Linked DNA regions of Homo sapiens: region 2 is linked to region 1. A link is a loop called in an ENCODE intact Hi-C map of the cell type or tissue named here. Cell type or tissue: IMR-90. All regions are shown on one strand. Links, peaks and the distances in the headings refer to the core of each region. The heading gives the core; the rest is flanking DNA. Region 1 overlaps TTC27 (tetratricopeptide repeat domain 27). Region 2 overlaps TTC27 (tetratricopeptide repeat domain 27).

What was found. Peaks named below come from ENCODE experiments on the same cell type or tissue, not always from the same donor. Only the 100,000 strongest peaks of a DNase experiment are listed, where the experiment ranks them.
Region 2: a loop joins it to region 1, with 2.3 times the contacts of the local background. A loop is called at or near these places in 2 of 110 quality-filtered maps.

What each region holds. Positions count from the first base shown.
Region 1 is chr2:32,730,465-32,743,169 of GRCh38, reverse strand. It overlaps TTC27 (tetratricopeptide repeat domain 27), which reads right to left. Exons shown (of 20, transcript NM_017735.5): 11 at 9,247-9,342; 12 at 6,354-6,476. Among named protein-coding and RNA genes, the nearest start is that of LINC00486, 89 kb to the left of the region's middle. RefSeq lists an enhancer at 4,808-6,007. In IMR-90, for the core only: no CTCF peak of the experiment used is centred there; no DNase peak of the experiment used is centred there.
Region 2 is chr2:32,641,219-32,653,923 of GRCh38, reverse strand. It overlaps TTC27 (tetratricopeptide repeat domain 27), which reads right to left. Exons shown (of 20, transcript NM_017735.5): 5 at 3,691-3,793. Among named protein-coding and RNA genes, the nearest start is that of MIR4765, 12 kb to the right of the region's middle. In IMR-90, for the core only: no CTCF peak of the experiment used is centred there; a DNase peak (open chromatin) is centred at 6,523; H3K27ac peaks cover 1,009 bases.

The DNA.
Region 1 (12,705 bases), core at 2,605-7,604:
GTCAGTATATTAGGAAGGGAAATTGGCAGACCAACAACTATAGGAAGCCCTCCACGTAAAAAATGAAGGGGAAAAAAATAAGCTCTAGACCCAGAGATGGCACCAACTATGAAGAGTATCTTTGAGGACCACATGAAGAGCAAAATTAGACTTAATAAATACAGGTTTGCTCCAAGAGAATGGAGAAAAAGCAGGCTAAGAATTTAAGGTTCCCCAATTAGCCAGATTTGGCATCTTGACAATAGCTTTAGGATTAAAAAAAATTTTTAAAAAGTGTGTGCGCACACACACACAAGGGACTCACAAAACATTGGCCATAGTCTAATTCTAGCCTTCTACCTTGAAGCAGAGAGCAAAAAATGGATTCTGATTCTATTGTAGAGGCTGTTTCTCAATGACAGGGAGACTGACCACTGAAAGGTGCTCTACGTCCTCAATACAGTACATAAAGATGACAGGGGCACAGCTGACAGAACTCCAAAGCACGTTTCCCTCTCACCAAGAACAACCCTTTTAGCAGAATGGCAATTTACTCCTAGTCTAAATTCTTATTCTATGAGCAGCAGCTGAGAGGTGACAAGTGCAAAACACTTTGCCCCACCCATCAGACACTCCCAGCTACACTTCTGTGTAGTGGTGTCTACTCCTACTTACTCTCTCATGGAGCCAAATGTTCACTAATTGTTTTTCACAGTTATATGTGTGACAACACCATGCTCTGGCTTGATTTTTTTAAAGGTTACTTGCCAACATAAATACTCCAGGTCCAAGATGAAACAGAGTAATTAAAAACAGGCTTTATTATTCAATTAGTTGATCATCTCTTATTTGCATTACCAATTTATAGAGTATTTTCCATTATTTTGCCTATTTTTCTCAATCAAGTGAGCACAACAGGTTTTAACTTACAAAGCTAATATCCAATTTTTAAGGGATTAACAATAACCATGATGGGAGGCAGTTGTGGGGAAATGGGTGCTGGCTTTAAAGGAAATAAAGGTCTGAGCTCATATTCCAAAACTGCCACTTAGTAATGCTAATCAGTAAAGTGATGAAAACAATCCATATTTTGTGGGTTGTTATGAATAGCATATGACAATTATAAAATAATTATATAAAGAATGCAGTACATATAAGGCCCTCAAAAGATAGCATTACATAATAATATGCTCACAGTTTCCTTAGCATTTACTGAGCAAGAATCAAAATTCTTTAAGGTTTGTTCCTATTTCTACTCCTAAAGTTAGAAGGTTCAAATGGGAGTGGGGGAATCTCATAATTTGTTTTTGGAGAGAGAAGAGTAAGGCAGTGGTTGGAGGGGTATCTTCTGCCACATGCAGTCATCCATAAGGAGTGTCCTACATGGAGATTGCTTCAATGAGATAACTATTGAGTGATCACTTACTAGTTACTCATGCAGCAAATATGATTGACTTCTTGCTACATGCCAAAACTTTGCCAGGTTCTGGGGCAACAGCTGTTTTTTTGTTGTTGTTGTTGTTTTGTTTTTTGTTTTTTTTATTGGATTCTCGCTCTGTCACCCAGGCTGGAGGGCAGTGGTGTGATCTCAGCTCACTGCAACCACCACCTCCCAGGTTCAAGTGATTCTCCTGCCTCAGCCTCCCAAGTAGCTGGGACTACAGGCACATGCCACCACGTCCGGTTAATTTTTTTTTTTTTTTGTATTTTTAGTAGAGATGGGGTTTCACCATATTAGCCAGGATGGCCTCCATCTCTTGACCTCGTGATCTGCCCGCCTCAGCCTACCAATGTGCTGGGATTACAGGCGTGAGCCACCACACCTGGCCAACAGCTGTTGACACAGGTCTGGTTCTTAAGCAGCTTACATTTAGTAGATCAGATGAGCCAACAAATGGGGTACCAGAGTAGTTTGGGTGCCATAGGAGTACACAGGTGGATGGTACCACCAAATGTGGGAGGAAAGTATCTGGGAAGGCTCTCTGTAGAAAGCAATCTCCTAAAGAATAAGTAGCAGTTAGCTGAAAGAAGACAAACGTTCTAGACAGACAACAATTACAAAGGTCTGAAGTGAGACGGCGCTACAAAATCAAGAACTTACAAGTACTTTAATTCAAGCTATTAAAGTACTGCTGGAACTTCAGGTGCAACCTGGATGACAGAGTAGGTATGAAGGGGAGTAAAAGAAGGAGAAAATGCAGTTGGCAATGGAAACAGGAGACAGATCATAAAGTGAGGCTGGGTGCGGTGGCTCATGCCTGTAATCCCAGCACTTTGGGAGGCTGAGGCAGGCGGATCACCTGAGGTCAGGAATTCAAGACCAGCCTGGCCAATATGGTGAACCCTCATCTCTACTAAAAATACAAAAATCAGCCAGGCAAGGTGCTGCACGCCTGTAATCCCAGCTACTCGGGAGGCTGAGGCAAGAGAATCGCTTGAACCCAGGAGGTGGAGGTTGCAGTGAGCTAAGATCGTGCCACTGCACTCCAGCCTGGGCGACAAGAGCGAAACTCCATCTCTAAATAAGTAAGTAAGTAAATAAATAAATAAATAAAGTTGTCTGTAAGCCACTCATTCGAAACAGCTCAGACTTAACCCTGGAAACAGAGAGAAGTTACTTGGGGTGAGAATGGCAGATTTGTCTTTAGGAAGACTATTCTGGCTATAGTTTGAGGAAAGAACTTCTGGGAAAATCTTTTAAACTGTATAAAGAATCTCTATGATAGAAAAAAAAAAAGCCCCCAAAACAGGAAATCCAAACCAATTGCTAAAAAAGTCTTAGCTGTTTTAGAAATACAACATTAACTTACAATTTAAAGGAAAACTTTTTAAGAGTCCATGATTACAATGATCTGCAAATGTAGCATAATAAAAGATAGGACCATGTAATCTCAGGGAAGCCTTGCTTCCTTGAAACAAGAGAAAACAAGAGAGGTCCCAACCCTTATCTATCCCTAACCCCTCACCCTCAGTCTTTGTCTCTCATTTAGGAACCAAATTTGCTCAACAAAATAAGAATACATCTATCAGCTAGGGGAAATTGCTGTAAGTGGGTCGGATAACCTTTAAATACTAAATGCTAACAGATGAGAACCAGTTCTGATACCAAGGTCGAGCAAAATTAATCTTAGCTATTTTGCCTATGGTCATTAAATAACAAGAATGTATGCCGGTAGTTTCTAAGCTAGAATTTCTGAGACCCTACAACACCGGGATGTAAACATGAGCACCAGAACACAATAATTAGAATTAAACATTTCTCCAAATTTGCCTTTTAAAAATAAATTATGCCAATTAAGCATTAAATGCAAGGATTAAAATTTCACAGACTTCTAGTTAAATCAAAATGTGGTGACAGCTACTGGCACATGACCAAATACCAAAAGAGTATCAGCTGTTTTAGAAATAAAACATTTGCTTCTAAATTGCAGCAAAACTTTTTAGGGTCTATGGTTTAAAAAATCTGCAAATATAGCATAAGAAAAACAGGTAAAGGAGGTCTTTTATGGGTTAAATAAAATACTAAAATCAACTTTTAAGATCAAGATTTTGGGGGCTGTTTGGCTAAAACTCACAAAAAACTTAAGACAAAGTAAATGACTATACATTTCTAAAATTTTAAATATGCACATTTTCTAGAGGATTTAGAAACAGAAGCATTTGTCATTATTACACACAATTCTTACAAGGTCATGTGCACATTTAAAAAAATAATAATCATCACAACTACTTAGGGGGACAGTCAAATCCCTTCTCTGAAGGGGATGGATTCATTATGTTTTTTCTCCTGCAATTAAGGAAAGTCTCATCTTTCCATACTTTCTAAAAATAATTAAATTAATATTCTAAAATATGCTTTGAGCATTTGTGATTTACCAACTTGCTTATTTCAAATATTATTATTTCAAAAACTACCATATTTTTATATAAAGTTATTACTTATTTCTTGGCCAGTGTAAAAAGACTAGCACAGTAAAGAATGATGCAATGGGAACTACATCAGACTGGAAGTCAAGATATTCATTCATCCATTCATTCCTTTGTTAAACAAACATCTGAGTACTACTTTAGTGTCAGACAACGGGCACTAAAAAGATATTTAAGTCGCTGAAGAAATACATGACTATATTTCATCAAATTTGAGATGCTATCAGTTGTAAGACAAACTCTGTTAAAGAAAGAAAAAATGCTTTTAATTATAATCTAATGCCTCTTGTTTGCTTTGATTTTTTTCAGTCTATTCAGAAAAATTTGGCAGTTCTTCCTGCCTTCAATACGTTGCTTGACATTTTAAATGACAACCTTTCTTCATACATCTCAGTACAAAACAAAGCTTCATCTACTTTTGGGTATCCTTCTTTCTTGACTCTCATAAAGCACTTGGTTGCTGCTTTTAAAGAAAAGTAAATGGAATTGTGATGATTTATCTGATGGCAAATGTTTATTTCAGTAATACTAAATTTTCATTTCTCTAATTTGGTTCTGTCTTTTTCTCTGTATTCAATAACTTTTTGTTTCAGTGCCAAATCATAATGAAATCCTTTTGAAGATATTTTAAATGGCAATTAAACACAACATACGTAGTGCTGACACCTTGTCCACAACTCAACTGAAATGGTGGCCTAAATGTAGCTATCATTAGCTTTCACATGCACAGGTATGGACAACCTGACAGGACAGCCACCTGAATTAGAGCAAATGGAAGATGCCATCAATTGTTAAATACATTCCAATTTTAGAGATATTAAAATATGAAGAAAAAACATCTCGTAGAATCACAGCAAGTAATGGCAGCAAGCACTCATGTCACATTATGAGGTAAGCACTAGAGTACGTACTTTACATATATTATCTTACAAAAACCTATAAGGCAAATAGATTAAGTGCTTCCAGATGAGGGAACTAAGACAAGGAAGATTAAAGCAACTTGTCCAACATCACAAAGCTAGCATGAAGCAGGCTGGCATTTGACTACCGGCAGCCAGAGACCAGAGGCTATATGCTTTTAGCCACCATGCCATACTACCTCGCAAGTAAAGAGTCAATAACCAGCTTGTGATCTGAAGCAAATCATAAGGGAAACCTTTCCTCATTTACAAAAGGAGGGAGCTAGAATGGATGTTTATGGGGTTCTTTTCCAGGATAAAAATATTATAACTCTATCAATATTTTTTTGAGATAGGGTCTCACTGTGTCGTCTAGGCTGCAGTGCGGTGGCATGATCACAACTCACTGTAGCCTTAACCTCCCAGGCCCAAGTGATCATCCTCCCTCAGTCTCCCAAGTAACTAGAATTACAGGCATGCACCACTACACCCAGCTAATTTTTTATTTTTTAATTTTGTTTTTTTGTAGAGATGGGGTCTTACTTGGTTGCCCAGGCTGGTCTTGAACTCCTGGGCTCAAGCGATCTTCCCACCTCAGCTTCTCGAGGTGTTAGGATTACAAGTGTGAACCACCATGCCCAGTCGATAATCTTCCACAGTAAAACTTTGTTCTTATTCTGGTTTCTCCTTAAGTCAATACAATTCAAAGACCTTCACTGCCATTAACTGATTAGTGAAAGAAATGCAACTTTCACTATTAATCTAAAATAGACATACTTAGGAAGGTATTTAAGAAAAACACATGCTTGAACCACTATTGCTCTTTTTTAGGGTGATGGCAAAAGGTTGACTGTAGGTATAAATGATCCAATTTGTGGGCTTTACTCTGCTTGCTTATGTACTCAACTTAAGTCTTTTAAATTTTTAATCCAAAATTTAACATATGATTTCAATGTGTCAGTTTTTAAAGTGACTAACAATGCAGAGCCCCTTATTCTTCTTAAAATTCTGTTCATGTATGAGGGGAAAAAAACAACAGACAAATAACAGATGCAAATATTGCAACATTTTCCCTCCTGGCCCAATTTAAGGGTAGAATTAAATGTGCATTACACACTTGACAACTCTTCTGCCTCAAGAGGTGTCGTCACACCCTTTGGATTTTCTTTTAAAGACCAACCCAGCTGCTCTCACCCTCTCTCCTAGGGAACCTCCATTGAGGCCCACAGCATCTGATCATCAGGCAACCCAGTGATCATTAAAATGATTCCAAATATTTCGCTTTGAAGTCATCCTAAGGGAGAAGGTGAGTAAAGGAAAGAAATCAAAATCCCACGTCTTCAAAGCTCTTGTTAGTCTTTCTTAAAAATTTTGTAAAAATCTGCCCCAGTGGAAATCAGAGAAAACATTTAAAAGTTTTCTGGAAAAAAAGTGAAAAAAGGAATATAAGTGAATATTGGCAAAAGTGGGTTTGAAAAACAAAACAAGTGAGAAGATGCTCCCAGAGGGAAGGCTCTCACCAGTACATCAAATTGGACTATTACATACCTTTCCGTGCTGCCCGGCTCTTTCATAACAAATGACAACATCTTCCCACATTTCTAGCTTTTCAAATATCTGAAGGGCTGAACTGGTACATCCCAACTCAAAGAGCAAACTTGCAAGTTGGCGCTAGAAAAATCAAGTAAAAATAATTAATACTTCTTGGTGTAAAAAGAGATTCCTGTTTCACTTGCAGGTGTACCTAATCTGCCTTTTTAGGGGTCTGCTTATTGTAATAAATGTATAAATTCTACAATCTGTACTATTTAGAAGTTTGTAATAATTCAATACATACCTTTACTTTAGAAAACAAGCCTCTTTATAGGGTATAAGGAATTAAAGAACAATTTTTTTGTTGAAAATGCTAAATATATACAAATTTTCTCTAAGAACTTAAAAAGCAAAAATAAATATTTCTTTTTTACCTAGACACTCTGTATATAACAATCTCTAACTTATGAGGCTGAGATCCAATAAATTAATTTTTAAAACTCTGAGCAGTCAATAGAGATGACATAAAATCTATGCATTAGCCCTGCTGAATTTTATTCAGAAGGGCATATCTAGCTCTTTCTCACTCAAAGCTACTTAGATTTATTTCAAGCACATTCTAACAAACTTTGCTACCTAATTTCCCAGTCCCTGGCAGATAAAAAAAAGAGCAAACTGAGTTAAGGTCAGTGAAAGTTAAACATATTTAAAAATAAATATATTGTGGTTTATAAGTGTTAACACCTGCACAAAGGGAAAAAAAATTTAAAGATTTAAAAAAGTAGGTAAGGTCAGAATAAAGTGTAGTTTCATATTAGAGAGAGCTGTGTTGTTCTCTCTTAAGTATACTTTTACTACTCTGAAAATTCAACACATATTTAAGAGTTAAGTCCAGAAAAATCTAGGACTGATAATATCAGAAATATGCCTAAAAATTATAAGCTACAGATTATCAAAATAAATAATGAGAATGATCCAATACATCAGTAACCCATGGAATACAGGAGAATCTGGCTATTTTAGAGAATATAATTGGACATTTTCAAAAACTGCCCATGGCATGTGAGAGCTGGAATAAATCTTGGTGCTTATGCAGTGAGCAGTACAATATCTTCATTTAACAGATGAAGAAAGTTGATGACATCCAAGATGATATGGCTAGTTAGTAGCAAAGTAGAGACTAATTCTCTTTTTATAATAAACTGTTCTGTTATTTCTCAATCTTTAAAATAATACACAAAGATAGTCCCCATGATGCAAGAAAAAGTAATTAACGTCTTAATGAAAAATGATCCTTATCTAACTGCCTGAAGATCCTGAAATCTACAGCTTCCTAGGCAGATAAGCATTTGGCCTAAATTCAGTTTGAACAGTATTTGTTTCCTAATGTTTCTGTTCAGAAAAAGATAAAAAGCAACACCCTCAATAGACACATTTTGTCATAACAGCTCAGTCTGAAATGTTTATCCATCAAACCACATAATATAAAGCACCTAACCAATTTCACAGATCAGAGTCAAAAACACACTAAAAAATTCCAGCTGTTAACACATTCTTGATGAAGAAGCTATTCCTTTTGAGATATCATAAAGCTTTTTTACTTGCATATGTTTTATTGAGATTCCTTCAATATGTAAACTGAACTCCAATGCACAATAAACCTCCTAGTTCACCCTGTGTTTAAGAATATAACCTACTTTAAGAAGTCTTATAATGGGGATTTTAAACGATTGGATGGTGGGTTGGCATTTATGTTTCTAACTCACTACCTATGTGTATGATCCATGAAAGAGAGGACAGAAAACTGGTTAAAATAACAATAGTAGATAAATCATCTGTAATCCCCTGGCTGGCTCCATCTGACTCCACTTAACCTCTCTGTGACTTAGCTTCCTCACGTGTAAAACAGATATTTTTAAAAATTGTTGCAATAAAATAAGAGAATATGTGTGGAATGCAGAATAAAATATATGCATCATATTAAGTATGCAGTAAAAGTTGGTTGTTATTAGCTGGTATAATTTCAACCCAATGAAAAGCTAAGGAAAAGAGATAGATTAAAAGTGAGGAAACTAGAAACCTAGTTCATGTAGATTGGGTGATCAACACCAGAAAACTAATTGCACCGAGCCTCAATTTCTCCTCTGTAACATTAAGAAACTGGGTCAGGTGTCTTAAGTTATTTTCAGTGCTAAAATTTTACAAAATAGGGAACTACACCTATAATACAGGAGAACCATGTAGACAAGGGGCCAGAATCCCCACCCCACCATGTGCCATTAGGAGCTACAGTAGGTATTCTCATAGCCTCAGAAAGAGGAGAGTAGTCATGTGTATCTCACAACTTAAAGTATACCAAATAAATGCTTTCTTTTGCTTTTTGTAAACAACTTGTTTAAAAGGTTCCTTCTTTGGCAGAAAGTCCTTAAAATAATTTTAATATAAGAAATTATTTCAAAGCCAGGCATGGTAGTGCACATCTGTAGTCCCAGCTGCTCAGGAGGCTGGAGGCAAGAGTGATTGCTTAAGCCCAGGGGTTCAAGGCTGTAATGCACAATGATCACACCCGTGAATCGCCACAGCACTCCAACCTGTACAGTAAAGCAAGACCTCATCCCTTAAAAAAAAAGAAGTTACTTTCAAAATGCAAGCATTTATGATTCTATTATTTTATTTCTAGGATTCTATTTCATAAGATTTTAAATTATTTTAAAAATGTTTTATGAGTCTAATATCACTTTAATCAAAATAGCAATTTGAAGTAGTTAGCAATTCCCAGGCAGATACATTTATTATCTTTAGCAAAATATTTGAAAATTCAAACATAAATTAAAATCATCAATTTATAATGCATTTACCTTTCTAATGCCAAGTAATTTCCATACCCAATGACAAACAACAGAAATACCTGAATGGCCCAGTGAGGTGGTACTTGACAGCAATAGAAAATCTTCAGGCGTTCCAATACAGATGTAGTTTTATCTTCAAATTGGTCTGCAAGAGCCTTAAAGGACATATATCACAATCAGAATCTATATGTATAACTTATAATATAAATAAGTCCTTATTGTAATAGTTATACAAATGCACATATAAACAACAAAGAACTTAAGTCATTTTGATAAGGTGATAGGATGTGTGAATTTTTTCTCGAATTTCTTTAAATGTTCAAAAAACTTTAAACCTAATCCACATTTACATAAACATGTACATTAAAAACTTACCAGAAAAAGTTTTAATTTCCTATAATAGTTCTTTCAAAGAGCTAGCCTTATTGATAAGCCTTTTTACTTCTTCTATGAAGAACTGTTCTTTAGCTTATCTATTTCACAACATAATGCCACTTTGACCATGGCACTTTATAATATAAATCAGAGAAAAATTACATGAAGAACTCTATGTAGGATTATTTGCTCAGGAATAAAATGAAAGGAAAAAGTAGCCTATTTGATCACAGAGAGCAAGTTCTCTCACTCTTCAGCAACAGAGCAATAAGGCTGGACATTCACTCATGTGAGACCATCTATACAGTGCAGTGGGCAGCTGCAACCCACATACATGAAAGAATCCCTCTGATGTACTGAAATTTCTACAATGGTACTGAATAACTAAACTCTCAGAAGCTACATCAAGAAGCAGACCAACAAGACCAAAATAGCTGACTTTGAGACAAGGTACCAGGGCCAACTGCAAACTCAAAGCTGGAGCTATCCAGTGGTCAAATGATTCGTCATAGAAGAGCTCATGTATTCAGCATCAAAGCGAATGAAGACACATTGTGGGATTGCTAGAGAAGCATGTGGACAGCAGCCCCATTATCATGATCATTTTCTCCTGCCTCTTCATTTGCCATTCAGTTTACATTAAGTGTACATATTTTTCTGGTATTATACACTTATACCTACTCTCAACTGAGAATTATCATGATCTTTTTTCTACAATGCAGTACTCAAATTTTCTTTTTTTGCCAGTTGACTAGTTTTCACAGGCCTCTCTTATGAGGATTAGACGGTAGTGAAAAGTCAATGTTAATTTCCTGATGTTATTATGCATACTGGGTTATGTAGGAGAATGTCGTTCTCATATTTGAGGATGATGAAGCACCATGTTGGCAACTTACTCTCCAAAACTTCGGGATGCAAAAGACAGTTGCACTGTTCTTGCAACTTTTTGGTAACTTGGAAACTGTTTAAAATTTTTACAAAATTAATTTTTTAAATGGAAAATTTCAAAAAATAGTAAAAAAGGGAGCAAGTCCAAGCCTCAGGAGAAAAAAAAAGGACGGGAATCTACCATGTCCTGGTAAAAATCTAAGACAGGGAGACCAGTTTCTGAGCAGGGAGGCTTCTCCTAAATTGAAAGTTCTCTATTTTACACTGGCTGGGAGATACATTTATTAGCCTAAGAATATCTTGTGGTATGAGCTCAAGTGTGAGAAAACACACATTACACAACACTTCGTTGACAATCCAAGATGTTATTCAGTCAAGTCAGTCAGAGCAAACTGAGACATAACCAGACTCCTAAACCATCTTGGTCAAAATATGTTTAAAGCTTTCTGGCCTCACTTCATAGAAACTTAATAGCAAAAAGATTGCATGCTGCTGCCCAAAGCTGTTTAGTTGTGGGAGGGAGGGTAGAGAAGAATAACTTCTGGCTGCATACATATGGTTACAATACATAAATAAAGAGATCACTGAGTTACTTCATAAAAGGAGAACAAATTACTTCATAGAGAAGGGATACTTTTTTATCAATTCAGTTTTTTTTGGAAAGAAAAAATAACTAATGCTCTCCATTAATAATAAAAACAAAAGCAACATTGTAAAATTTACTATTACTAACACCTAATAACATGCAAAAAATTAATTTTCAAAAAACTCATGGTTGTTGGCTATAGTTACTAAAACTAGCTAAAGCATATTAGGTACTCAGTAAATATTTCCTCATTTACTAATAAACACATTTATTATGTATTTCAGATACTCTCAGATACTTTTGGAGTTTTTAAGTGTCTCTTACAACTCTCGGATACTCTCCAAAATGGCAAAGACCACTAAAGACAGTGCAGAGAACCAACACTCATTTGACCTGAATGCCATGAATAAGCCCCCATACAAAAACCTGATTAAGCCATATGCATGATAAAGATCAAAAACAGAACTCTAGGTTGGGTGCCACCCCAAGCACTTTGGGAGGCCAAAGTAGGAAGATCACTTGAGCCCTGGAGTTCAAGACCAGCCTGGGCAACATGGTAAGACCACATCTCCACAAAAAAATCGTTAAAAAATAGCCAGGGTTGGTGGCACGTGCCCATGGGCCCAGCTATTTACGAGGCTGAAGCAGGAGGATCACTTGAGCCCAAGGAGGTCAAGGCTGCAGTGAGCTAGGTTTGTGCCACTGCACTCCTGCCTGGGTGACAGAGCAAGCCCTGTCTCAGAAGGAAAAAAAGGGGCCAGGCACAGTGGCTCACGCCTGTAATCCCAGCATTTTGGGAGGCTGAGGCAGGCGGATCAGGAATTCAAAACCAGCCTGGCCAACATGGTGAAACCCCGTGTCTACTAAAAATACAAAAATTAGCCGGGCATGGTGGTGCATGCCTGTAATCCCAGCTGAGGCTGAGGCATGAGAATCACTTGAGCCCAGGAGGCGGAGGTTGCAGTGAGCCGTGATTGCACCAATGCACTGCAACCTAGGCAACAGAGTGAGACTCTGTCTCAAAAAACAAAGAAACAAAGGAACAAAAACACAAAAAAAACCCCACACATACACACGCAACGGAACTCTAGCCTATTTTCACTCCTGCACAGAAAATATTTCTTCCTGCCTTATGCATGACAACCATCTACATAAAATTTAACTATCAACGAAAACTAAGAACATTAAATTAATATACAAAAGTTAAGGCTTGGCCGGGTGCAATGGCTCATGCCTGTAATCCCAGCACTTTGGGAGGCCGAGGTGGGAGGATCACTTAAGGTGAGGAGCTCTAGAACAACCTGGCCAACATGGTGAAACCCCATCTCTACTAAAAATACAAAAATCAGCCGGGTGTGGTGGCGCAGGCCTGTAATCCCAGCTACTTGGGAGGCTGAGGCAGGAGAATTTCTTGAACCCAGGAGGCGGAGGTTGCAGTGAGTCAAGATCACGCCACTGCACTCCAGCCTGGGTGACAGAGTGAGACTGTCTCAAGAAAAAAAAAAAAAAAAATAAGAAAGTCTTGATAGGTGTACTGTTTATTTGCCTACTTCCTCTACTGGATCCAAAGTACTCTTTTTTTTTTTAATTTGCTAATTTACTAAAAAGACAGGGACATTGTTATAGTGCATGTCTAGGTTTTTCAGACCAGGATTATTTCTAGCAACGC
Region 2 (12,705 bases), core at 3,655-8,654, 90 kb after region 1:
TTGAAGATAGATAACTCAAGGTTTACATTAGGCATATATTATTATTTTAATAAATCAGGAGGTTCTCCCTGGAAATGAATATTTGTGACCTTCTGGATCAAAATGTCACCCACACTTAAAATGTATGCTAAAACCAAAATCTCTTCTCACGAGATTATTTAAATGCTATGCTAAAATGAAATCCTTAATGGACAATTATAATTACAGACAATGACATTTAGTACATTCAATAACATTTATTCCAAAGTATCAAATTTATGAAAAGAAATCAACGTACGCACGTATGCATCAGTCACCAAAAGACTGTTTTTTTTTTGTTTTTTTTTTTTTGAGATGGAGTCTCACTCTGTCATCCAGGCTGTAGTGCAGTGGTGTAATCTCGGCTCACTGTAACCTCTACCTCCCAGGTTCAAGAGATTCTCCTACCTCAACCTCCTGAGTAGCTGGGATTACAGGCACACACCACAATGTCCGGCTAATTTTTATGTTTTTAGTAGAGACAGGGTTTCACCATGTTGGCCAGGCTGGTCTTGAACTCTTGACCTCAGGTGATCCACTGCGTCAGCCTCCCAAAGTGCTGGGATTACAGGCATGAGCCACCGTGGAGACTGTTTTTTTGAACACTCTTTCAACGTGGAAACAACCTAATCCCAGAGTCACAGAGCTGCCTGAAATGTCACAGCAGGACTTGATGACAAAGTATTTTAACCCAGTTTCTCTTAGCGACTTCATGAGGTCTTCTTCAAACAGCTAAAGTGCAATATTACATCTCATGCACTATACATAACATGTTTTCAGCACTGGATGCCATGATCAATTGTTGTATGCCCTGAATAGTCTTTAGAGAAGCATGCTTTCATTTAGTGTGACATCCAAAAGAATGCTTTAGATTGTACTGAGGAATAGATTCTGACCTACTCCTATTATAGATGTAATCAGCCCAGCAAAGTTATGTTGACATTTTGATAGACTCCATTCCACTGTATTATACTGGTGTAACACGCCTGGACAAAAACCTAAATATCATAGTTGTTCATAAAATCCTTTGCCTATGTTTCATAGAACGAAAAAAAAAATCCTGCCAACTTTCTGATGATCCTTCAAGGGCAACATTTCAAATATAATACCCTTCTCTGGACGCTGAATCGTATTTCAGTTATTACATTTGGATCAAATCCCAGAACAAAACATTTTAAAAATGAAATCATGCATGAAAAGTTATAATTCAGCACTATCTACGAATCTATTTAGACCTAGCCAAAATGGACCATTTTATGACTAGATAAACTGAAAAGTGCCGTTGATTAGCCTAGAACAGCAACATAAAAAATTCTTAGTTGCAAGGTAAAGCAAATGACATGCTGAAATATAATATAGAAAAGAACTGAGACCTCTTTGGGAATGAGTCACTTAGAGTCACATTTTCCAGCTATCTTAGTTTCTGGTTTGGAACTTAATTTTAACTCATAAAATAGAATCCTCTCCAAAATATACCATATGGTTCCTACCTTTTATTTTATTTTATTTTTATTTATTTATTTATATATTTTTTTGAGATGGAGTCTTGCCCTGTCGCCCAGGCCAGAGTGCAATGACGCGATCTCAGCTCACTGCAACCTCCGCCTCCTGGGTTCACACCATTCTCCTGCCTCAGCCTCCTGAGTAGCTGAGATTACAGGTGCCCACCACCATGCCCAGCTAATTTTTGTATTTTAGTACAGACAGGGTTTCACCATGTTGGCCAGACTGGTCTCGAACTCCTGACCTCGTGATCTACCTGCCTCGACCTCCCAAAGTGCTGGGATTACAGGCATGAGCCAACGCGCCTGGCCCGGCTCCTACCTTTTAAAAAGATACATAAGCATACAAGGATATTGGTATGAGAGGGTCAGGTTCCAGAACCAATCCCCCTTGGATACCAAGGGATGACTTACAATGTTTATGCTCACATCTAACAGGCCCCCTGCTAGACCCCCAGGCTTATGTTACCTAAAAATGTTGAAAGAATATAAACTAAGTCCTGGAACAAACAACATAAATGAATCAATTATTATACTGATTGAATAATACTTTCATTATTATCTCTATTTGAATTATGTATAGATGGTCATTTTATCTAAGATTAGCATATGTTTATGTATTTCTGTCCTAGAATAAAATAAAAACTGAGAAATTAGTTTCAACCACTCACCTGGCTTAGGAATATTTATGACTAAACAAGCTATAGTCCTCTCCACTGTATTCTGGCCTAGCTTGTTACTGTAAAAACTCTTGAAGGACGCCGGGCGCAGTGGCTCGAGCCTGTAATCCCAACACTCTGGGAGGCCAAGGCGGGCTGATACCTGAGGTCGGGAGTTCAAGACAAGCCTGACCAACATGGAGAAACCCCATGTCTACTAAAAATACAAAATTAGCCAGGCGTGGTGGCACATGCCTGTAATCCCAGCTACTCAGGAGGCTGAGGCAGGAGAATTGTTTGAACCCGGGAGGCGGAGGTTGCAGTGAGCCGAGATTGCGCCATTGCACTCCAGCCTGGATGACAGAGTGAAACTCTGTCTCAAAAATAACTCTTGAAGGAAACAGACCCCCAAAAGGTACAAGAGCCCCTTATATTATACATGCACACACATGAGAGTTATGTTATACCTTCATGAATGTGCTACCTCCATCAAGTACAGATCACTTTTCTCCACATAGAATGATGCTAACTACCACTCCTCATGTCCCTTGGACACACACATACATATTCATTCCATACTGTTGGATCTGAAAGGAGTCTGGGCTTTGGAACCAGACACAGCTAAAATCAAATCCCGTCTCTGTAACTCAAAAACTCATGGTCAAGTCCAAGTTCATTTACGTTCACATATTCCTTCACCACAAGAGAATCTGTTTTTGTTTTTGTTTTGTGTGGCAACTTTTGCCAAAAAAAAAATCCCCAAAACCAGGAAGACTGGAAACCAAGTATTAAGGCACCTAAGATTCTCCTCTTTTCCAAAGTCTTTCCCTAGGATACAGGAGGAATATCTGCAACAAAGGCAGCAGGAGGCACTTACATGGATGTTTGGCTTATAATTATTTGGCAAATTTTTCATTTAGGTTTTAGGTATTTTTCTGCATGTATATTATATGTTACAAAAAATACTAATAAAATGAAATGCAAAATAGCCTCCCTACCCATTGTTAACTTCAGTGAAACTTATTTTCTATCAACTGTTTTCTTACGCTTTTCTTGATGTACTCAATAGGATATAGGATAATTTCTTATTCTTTGTGTAATTTAACATAATTTACTCCAGCTCAAGTTAGTTAAGGACTTTTTTTAAAAAAAGAACTAAGGAGAGTACATCTGTTTCCAATGAGGCTTCTTAAAGAACAGAGAAAATATTAAAATATCTTTAAACAATTTGAGATAAAATCATGGTGACCTACATAGAGCAAATCACCCTAAGTAGGTTAAGTAAGTGAAAGTAGTTATCTTTTTTAAACTAAAAAGACTAAAAGGAACTCTATAATCTGACAACATAACAACTTGTGATATTCTACACCAAAAAAAAAAAAAAAAAAAAAGAAACAACTCAAAACGAAAAGGCACTACTACCGGACAAAAAATAAACTAAAAAGGAGTATCTCAGCCAAGTAATTAGAACTGAGCTACATGCCCATATCAAACAAAAATCTGCTACATACCTTGATCAATACAGTTTTCGGCAAGAGTAAAAAGCAGAGGTGAGCGTTCCTCAAGCAAATGCTGATGAATATTCACACATCTCAAAGTCCACCATGGCAAGCTCTAGGAAAAAACACCACGTAAGCTGAAATAAAAGGATACTTTAGAAAACTCTTTTTACATTAACTGAGATTTTTAGAATTTTTTTACATTCATAAAATTAAATTTATTCCTCAATAAGATTACCCATCCACTACTCTCTTCAGTAATAATACCAAAACCCACATCTGTGTCTTCCATAAGAATAACACCTCACCTCCATCCTCTCAAACCTGTATTTTTTTTTTAGCCACTTGGACTTCCTTATGCCATTTTGAACTTACCAACTCCTCCTTTAAAATATATGTTGTGGCCGGGTGCGATGGCTCACACCTGTAATCCCAACACTTTGGGAGGCCGAGGCGGGCAGATCACAAGGTCAGGAGTTCAAGACCAGCCTGGCCAACATGGTGAAACCCTGCCTCTATTAAAAATATAAAAATTAGCTGGGCGTGGTGGCAGGCGCCTGTAGTCCCAGCTACTCGGGAGACTTGAGGCAGGAGAATTGCTTAAACCTGGGAGGCAGAGGTTGCAGTGAGCCGAGGATGCACCATTGCACTCTAGCCTGGGCAACACAGCGAGACCCTGTCTCAAAAAAAAAAAAAAAAATGTTGTATTCATCCTGCTCTGTGGCACTCTATCACCACTTTAATCCGAGTACCAACTCCTTCAGAGGCCCCACAAGAACCCCCTGTGGGGGTGATTTTTCCATCACCTGAACTTCCAGCACATTATCTGTAATTCCCTTGCAAACACATTCCACTGTATTTTATGTATGTCATCTCAGGTTCCAATGTTGTTCACCGTCTACTACCCAACAAGGTAAGAAATCATGTCTTATTCATCTCTATATCCTCCTCAAAGCAATGTATTTTACATAATCTACACAGTAAGAAATACCTTGGATTCAGATGTTCCCCCAATCTGAGAAGATTGCTTCCACACCTGTATGAAACCTCTTCCTTACAGTCTTCTCCTGCTAGTGTGGCACATACTGATCTTTCACTTCTTTGAACTTCTACACTGTTCCTAGAAGTTGGCATCATATTGGACAGCACCTGTTTTTCAAGTTTATAACTCTATTTGAGCCATACATTTCTGAGGGCAGAAACTGCTTTTTTTTATTTTTTATTTTATTTTTTTGAGGCAAGGTCTGACTCTGTCGCCCAGGCTGGAGTGCAGTGGCATGATCACAGCTCACTGCAGCCTGGACCTCCTCAGGCTCACGTGATCCTCCCACTTCAGCTTCCTGAGTTGCTAGGACTACTGGCCATGTCACCATGCCCAGCTAATTTTTGTATTTTTTGGTAGAGATGGGGTTTTGCCATGTTGCCCAGGTTGGTCTCCAACTCCTGGGCTCAAGTGATCCACCCACCTTGGCCTCCCAAAGTGCTGGGATTACAGATGTGAGGCACTGCACCCAGTAGGAAACTGGATTTTAGACATTGTCTTGACTAATGCACAAGCTGAGCATATAGTAGCTTTTTCTTTTATTCGCTGATGCTTTTTCTTACTTGATCAACATATATTTACTTAAAAAAAATAAAAACAAGGAACAACAAGCCAATATAAAAGTATGGCCAGGTATGGTACCTCACACCTATAATCCCAGCTACTCAGGAGGCTGAAATGAGAAGATCACTCGAGGCTAGGAGTTTGAGACCAGGTGGGCAACACTGTAAGACTAAGTCTGTTTTAAAAAAAAAAAAAAAAAAAAAGGGGGGGTGCCAGGTGCAGTGGTTCACACCTGTAGTCCTAGCACTATGGGAGGCCGAGGTGGGGCTGATCACCTGAGGTCAGGAGTTCAAGAGCAGCCTGGCTAACATGATGAAACCCGGTTCCTACTAAAAATACGAAAAATTAGCCAGGTGTGGTGGCATGCGCCTGTAATCCCAGCTACTCGGGAGGTTGAAGCAGGAGAATCACTTGAACCCAGGAGGCGGAGGTTGCAGTGAGCCAAGATTGCACCACTGCACTCCAGCTTGGGCAACAAGAGTGAAACTCCGTCTCAAAAAAAAAAGTATATACGGTGAAGAGTGAAAATCTCTCTTCCACAGCCCCAATATCATCCTCCTCCAGCGGAAAAAATCAGTGACAAAGGTTTACATTCCTCCAGAGCTTCCTCTATGTATGTGCATGTGTGTATATGTACATGTGTACAAGTTATGATAAGTAATTTTGATAAGCTCATTATAAATTATTTGTAACTATATTACTTTACATTATATTACATGAAAGTCTAACAATTAGTTTTCCTTTTAGTTACCTGCAAATATGAGATGACAATTACCAAAAAGCTTTTTTTTGAGATGGGGTCTCAGTACACTGTCCAGGTTGGAGTGCAGTGGCTATTTACAGGAGTCATCATAGCACACTGCAGCTTTGAACTCCTGGACTCAAGCCATCCTCCTGCCTCAGATTTCTAAGTACCTGGGACGACAGGTATATGCCACAGCACCTGGCTCCAAAGAACTTTTTTGCTTGAACTTAATTTCTTCATTTGACTAAGACGTTCCCTTCTAAACTGCTACACACCATAGCCTGGTTCGCTTCTAAAGTGTTATACACCACAACTACTACAACCGTGATGCAACCACAAATGAATTTTGACTCCATGACAAAATCCTTTCAAATTAATACTGTTTCCTCAGTCCATGTAAGGAAATATAAAATTATCTAATAGCAAAGAAATTTCAGACAGTTTTTAACTGAATTCCCTGAGGTGTTGCGTCATTTTCATTCTTTTCCTATCACTATAGCATGAAGTCAGTTTACATCTCAATTATCTGTCCCTTATCTGCTGTCAGCAATAAGTGAGTCAGGTCTGGCAGCTTATTCTTTTACTTTTCTAGACATGGGAATTTAGATACATCCAGTCAAAAAGATTTCACTTTTAAGAAAACACATAATACAAGGCCAGGCACGGTGGCTCACACTTGCAATCCCAGCACTTTGGGTAGCAGGAAGCTCACTTGAGGCCATAAATTCAAGACCAGCCTGGGCAACACAGAGAGACCCCATTTCTACAAAAATTGTTTTTTAGGTAGCTGAGTGTGGTGGTGCGTATCTGTAAACCTAGCTACTCAGGAGTTTAAGGTTATAGTCAGCTGTGATCACACCACTGTACTCCAGGTTGGGCAACAGAGAAGAGACTCTGACTCTAAAAAAAAAAAAACAAAAAACAAACAAAAAAAAACATATAATATGCTGAACTCTCAAAAATCAGATCTATAAATTAACTCTCAAACCAAAAATCTTTATATGGGGGAGGGAAGAATAAAACAAATATAGAGGCCGGGCGCGGTGGCTCATGCCTGTAATCTCAGCACTTTGGGAGGCTGAGGCAGGCGGATCACAAGGTCAGGAGATCAAGACCTTCCTGGCCAACACAATGAAATCCCATCTCTACTAATAATACAAAAAATTAGCTGGGCGTACTGGTGGGAGCCTGTAGTCCCAGCTACTTGGGGGGCTGAGGCAGGAGAATGGCATGAACCCGGAAGGTGGAGCTTGCAGTGAGCAGAGATCGCGCCACTGCACTCCAGCCTGGGAGACAGACAGAGTGAGAGTCGGTCTCCAAAAAAAAAAAAAAAAAAACCAAATATAGAAAGCATAGCCTATTTTTCTACTAGTCAGTGTAACAGACCTTTTCAGTTTGTCAAGAATTGCTTAATATAAAAATAGAGGGCTGGCACAGTAGCTTATGCCTGTTAATCCCAGCACTTTGGGAAGCCAAGGTAGGAAGATCACTTGAAGCCACGAGTTTCAGACAAGCCTGGGCAATGCAGTGAGATCCCATCTCTACAAAAATAAAACTTAAAAAATTGAGCCAGGCATGGTGGCTCACACCTGTAATCCCAGCACTGTGGGAGGCCAAGGCAGGTGGATCACGAGGTCAGGAGATCGAGACCATCTGGGCTAACATGGTGAAACCCCGTCTCTACTAAAAATGCAAAAAATTAGCTGCACATGGTGGTGGGCGCCTGTAGTCCCAGCTCCTCGGGAGGCTGAGGCAGGAGAATCGCGTGAACCCAGGAGGCAGAGGTTGCAGGGAGCCAAGATTGCACCACTGCACTCCAGCCTGGGCGACAGAGCGAGACTCCATCTCAAAAAAAAAAATTAAAATTGAAAATTGAGGCCGGGCACTGTGGCTCACACCTGTAATCCCAGCACTTTGGGAGGCTGAGGCAAGCAGATCATTGAGGTCAGGAGTTCGAGACCAGCCTGACCAACATGGTGAAAATCCATCTCTCCGAAAAATACAAAAAAAATTAGCCGGGCCTGGTGGTGCATACCTGTAGTCCCAGCTACTTGGGAGGCTGAGGCAGGAGAATCACTTGAACCCGGGAGGCGGAGGTTGCACTGAGCTGAGATCACGCCACTGCACTCCAGCCTGGGCGACAGAGTAAAACTCTGTCTCAAAAAAATAAAAAAAGAAAGAAAAAATTGGGGGGAGGCGGGAGGGATAGCATTAGGAGATATATCTAATGCTAAATGACGAGTTAATGGGTACAGCACACCAACATGGCACATGTATACATATATAACAAACCTGCACATTGTGCACATGTACCCTAAAACTTAAAGCATAATAATAATACAATTTTAAAAAAAGAAACAAAGAAAGAAAAAATTGAGGCATTAATAAAAAAGTGAACTTGAGGTCTTGCTTTAGATAATTTCTAGATTTTATCTCCTGATTATAACACTTATTACAGAATGGTCTGACTGAGAAGTCACAATAGTTTAGAACCTCCCAGACAGCAGGGAGCAGTAGTATACTCACAAGACACCAAATAAATATTTGCCAGTTTATCCCATTTTATAAATGGAAACTGATATTCAGAGAAATTAACTAGCATAAGGTCACATAGCTGTTGATTTCAAAACCAAGACTCATTTTACTCAACCACTTACATAGTACCAATTCTAGTCTATATACTTCACAGATTAGGGGTTGTGGGAAAATCTGCTTCTTCTATAATTTCACAAAAATAATATCATCATAAATAACTTGATACATTTCTTGGAGTCAGGTTACTCAAAAATTAATTTAAAAGGTTAAAATTAACTTGGATAAGTATGTAATGTTTCTTTATTATTTTATCTTAATTCATCAAATCAGCCATTTTTAATAACACCATTAAGAGAAAGATATAAGCCAGGTGCCTATAGTCCTAGCTGCTCAGGAGGCTGGAGCAGGAGGATCACTTGAGCCCACAAGTTGAAGGCCATCCTGGACAACACAGCAAGACAACATCTCCAAAAAAAAAAAAAAAAAAGCAGAAAGGAAGGAAGAAAAGAAGAAAGGAAGGAACGAAGGAAAGGAGGGAGGGAGGGAGGGAGGGAAAAAAGAATGATATAGTAAAGACCCACAGGAAAAATCTATAATAGAAAGAATAATGCTTCAGTTGAATGGCAAGAGAAGCCAGGCAGGATGGTGTGCTCCTGAAGTTCCAGCTACTCAGGAGGCTGAGGTGGGAGGATCACTTGAGGCCAGGAGTTCAAGATCAGCCTGGGCAACACAGTGAGACCCTGTCTCCCATCTCAAAAAAAAGAAAAAGAAAAAGGCAAAATTTCAGCACAAAATGAGGTATACATAGTAATATACTACAGGAAAACAGGTTTTTAAGCAGAAGTCAAAAGTTGTTTACAGCTGCCAAGAAATTAAGGTAACTTGCCTCTGCAACCCTACAAGAATGACATCTACAACTAGTATTCCACATATTTATTAATTCTCCTAAGTTGTTGACAGTATATATATTATTTTTCAAATGATGCTTAACATACTTTTTTTTTTTTTGGAGACAGAGTCTCACTCTGTCGCCTCGGCTGGAGTGCGGTGCGCGATCTTGGCTCACTGCAACCTCCACCTTCCATGTTCAAGCAATATTCCTGCCTCAGCCTCTTGAGTAGCTAGGATTACAGGCATGCACCACCATGCCTGGCTAATTTTTTTTTTTTTTTTTTTTTTGAAACAGAGTCTCGCTGTGTTGCTCAGGCTGGTGTGCAGTGGAACGATCTCGATTCACTGCAAACTCTGCCTCCTGGGTTCAAGCAATTCTCCTGCCTCAGCCTTCCAAGTAGCTGAGATTACAGGCACCCGCCATTACACCCGGCTAACTTTTGTATTTTTAATAGAAACGGGGTTTCACTGTGTTGGCCAGTTTGGTCTCAAACTCCTGACCTCAGGTGATCCACCTGCCTCGACCTCCCAAAAGTGCTAGGATTACAGGCGTGAACCACCATGCCCAGAGATGCCTGGCTAATTTTTGTATTTTTACTAGAGACAGGGTGTCGCCATGTTGGCCAGACTGGTGTCGAACTCCTGACCTCAGGTGATCCGCCAGCCTTGGCCTCCCAAAGTGCTGGTATTACAGGCGAGAGCCACTGCGCCTGGACAATGCTTAATATTCTTGATGAAGAAAACTTTTGAGCAACTTAAAAACCGTCTCACTCATTCATTAGTGACCATAAGTTCTCACTAGAAAGAAAATAATGCCATTAGGCAGCCTCATGGCTTGGTGATACTTTACCTAGAGTAAAGTAGCTGGGCACAGTGGCTCACGCCTGTAATCCTAGCACTTTGGAAGGCCAAGGTGGGTGGATCACTTGAGGTCAGGAGTTTGAGACCAGTTGGCCAACATAGTAAAATCCCATTTCTACTAAAAGTACAAAAAAATTAGCAAGGCATGGTGGCACGTGCCTGTAATCCAAGCTACTAGGGAGGCTGAGGCAGGAGAATCACTTGAACCCAGGAGGCAGAGGTTGTAGTGAGCCGAGATCACACCACTGCACTTCAGCCTGGGCAACAGAGTGAGACTCTGTCTCAAAAAATAAATAAGTAAATAAATAAAACAATAGAGCAAAGTAATCGTCAGTCTTTAAGACCATTTAACTCAGATCAACTTACTTAGGGGAAAAATTTTTTACTCAAGCTACTGTCACTAAGAGCTCAAAAGACGAAGCCTCATATATGCTAAGACATGTTGAAATCCGTGTATTAAAAAACCTTCAATTAGCCAGGCATGGTGGTGCACACCTGTAGTCCCAGCTACTTGGGAGGCTGAGGTGGGAAAATCACTTGAACCTGGGAGGCGTAGATTGCAGTGAGCCAAGATCACACCACTGTACTCCAGCCTGGGCGACAGAGCAAGACGCTGTCTCAAAAACAAAAACCTTTCTAGGCTGGGAATGGTGGCTTATGCCTATAATCTCGGCACTTAGGGGAGATGGAGGCAGGTGAATCACTTGAGCCCACAAGTTCAAGACCAGCCTGAGCAACAAGGTGAAACCCTGTCTCTACAAAAAATGCAAAAATTAGCCGGGTGTGGTGGCGCATGCCTGTAGTACAAGTTACTTGGGAGGCTGAGGTGGGAGGATGGCTTCAGCCCAGGAGGTGGAGGTTGCAGTGAGCTGAGATCATGCCACTGCACTCCAGCCTGGGCAACGGGGCCAGAGCCTGTCTTAAAAAAAAAACAAAACAAACAAACAAACAAAAAACAACCTCTAGTACAATGGCTTCCAAATCCTCTGGCTCTCATGAGAGTTGCAAATAGAGGCACCACTTCCCTTCTAACCTCTTCTTTTAAAACAAATTTAGGCCAGGTGCGGTGGCTCATGCCTGTGATCCCAGCACTTTGGGAGGCCAAGGCAGGCAGGTTACCTGAGGCTAGGAGTTTGAAACCAACACGGCCAACATGGCGAAACCATGTCTCTACTAAAAATACAAAAAATTAGCCAAACGTGGTGGTGGGCGCCTGTAATCCCAGCTACTCAGGAGGCTGAGGCATGAGAATCGCTTGAACCTGTGAGGTGGAGGTTGCAATGAGCCGAGATCACACTACTATACTCCAGTCTGTGTGACAAAGTGAGACTCCATCTCAAAAAAAAAAAAAAAAAAAAAATTTAGTGTATAAACTTAAATGCTTAGGAAAGTAAGCCCTTACACAGCACAGACCAAGTCTACATTGACCTATAGAAATATTGTGATGCTTGGGCCGGGCACAGTGGCTCACACCTGTAATCCCAGCACTTTGGGAGGCTGAGGTAGGCAGATCACCTAAGGTCAGGAGTTCGAGACCAGCCTGACCAATGTGGAGAAATCCCATCTCTACTAAAAATACAAAAGATGAGCCATGCATCGTGGCAGCCGCCTGTAGTCCCAGCTACTTGGGAGGCTGAGGCAGGAGAATGGTGTGAACCCAGGAGGTGGAGCTTGCAGTGAGTCAAGATCACGCCACTGCACTCCAGCCTGGGCTACAGAGCGAGACTCTGTCTCAAAAAAATAAATAAATAAAAATACAAAATTAGCCAGACATGGTGACGCATGCCTGTAATCCCAGCTACTTGGGAGGCTGAGGCAGAAGAATTGCTTGAACCCAGGAGGTGGAGGTTGTGGTGAGCCGAGATCGCGCCATTGCACTCCAGCCTGGGCAACAAGAGTGAAACTCCATCTCGAAAAAAAAAAGAAAGAACTATTGCATTTCTTAAAAATTTTCAGCCAAAACTGGGAGATTTCACATAAAATTTAGATGTACTATTTCTGACACTATGGGGTCTGCAGCACACCAGGTTGCAACAATCAGATGGAGCAGGGGTCAGCCAGGCACAGCCTGTGCGCAAATCCAGCCCACTACTGGTTTCCGTATAGTCCAAGAACTGAAAATCGTTTTTACATTTTTATATCACTGGGAAAAATCAAGAATAATATTTTGTGAATGTGAGAAGTATAGAAAATGTAAGTTTCAGTGTCCACAAATAAAGCTTTATTGGAAGACAGTCATGTCCATTTAATGAAACATTGTCTACAGCTGCTCTAACACTACAATGCAGCAGAGTTGAATAGCGCAACACAGACTGCACACTGCGTGGCTGACAACCTCCACTAAACCTCCAAAGACTGTCTTTTCTTTCTGCATATTAGCATTCTGTGT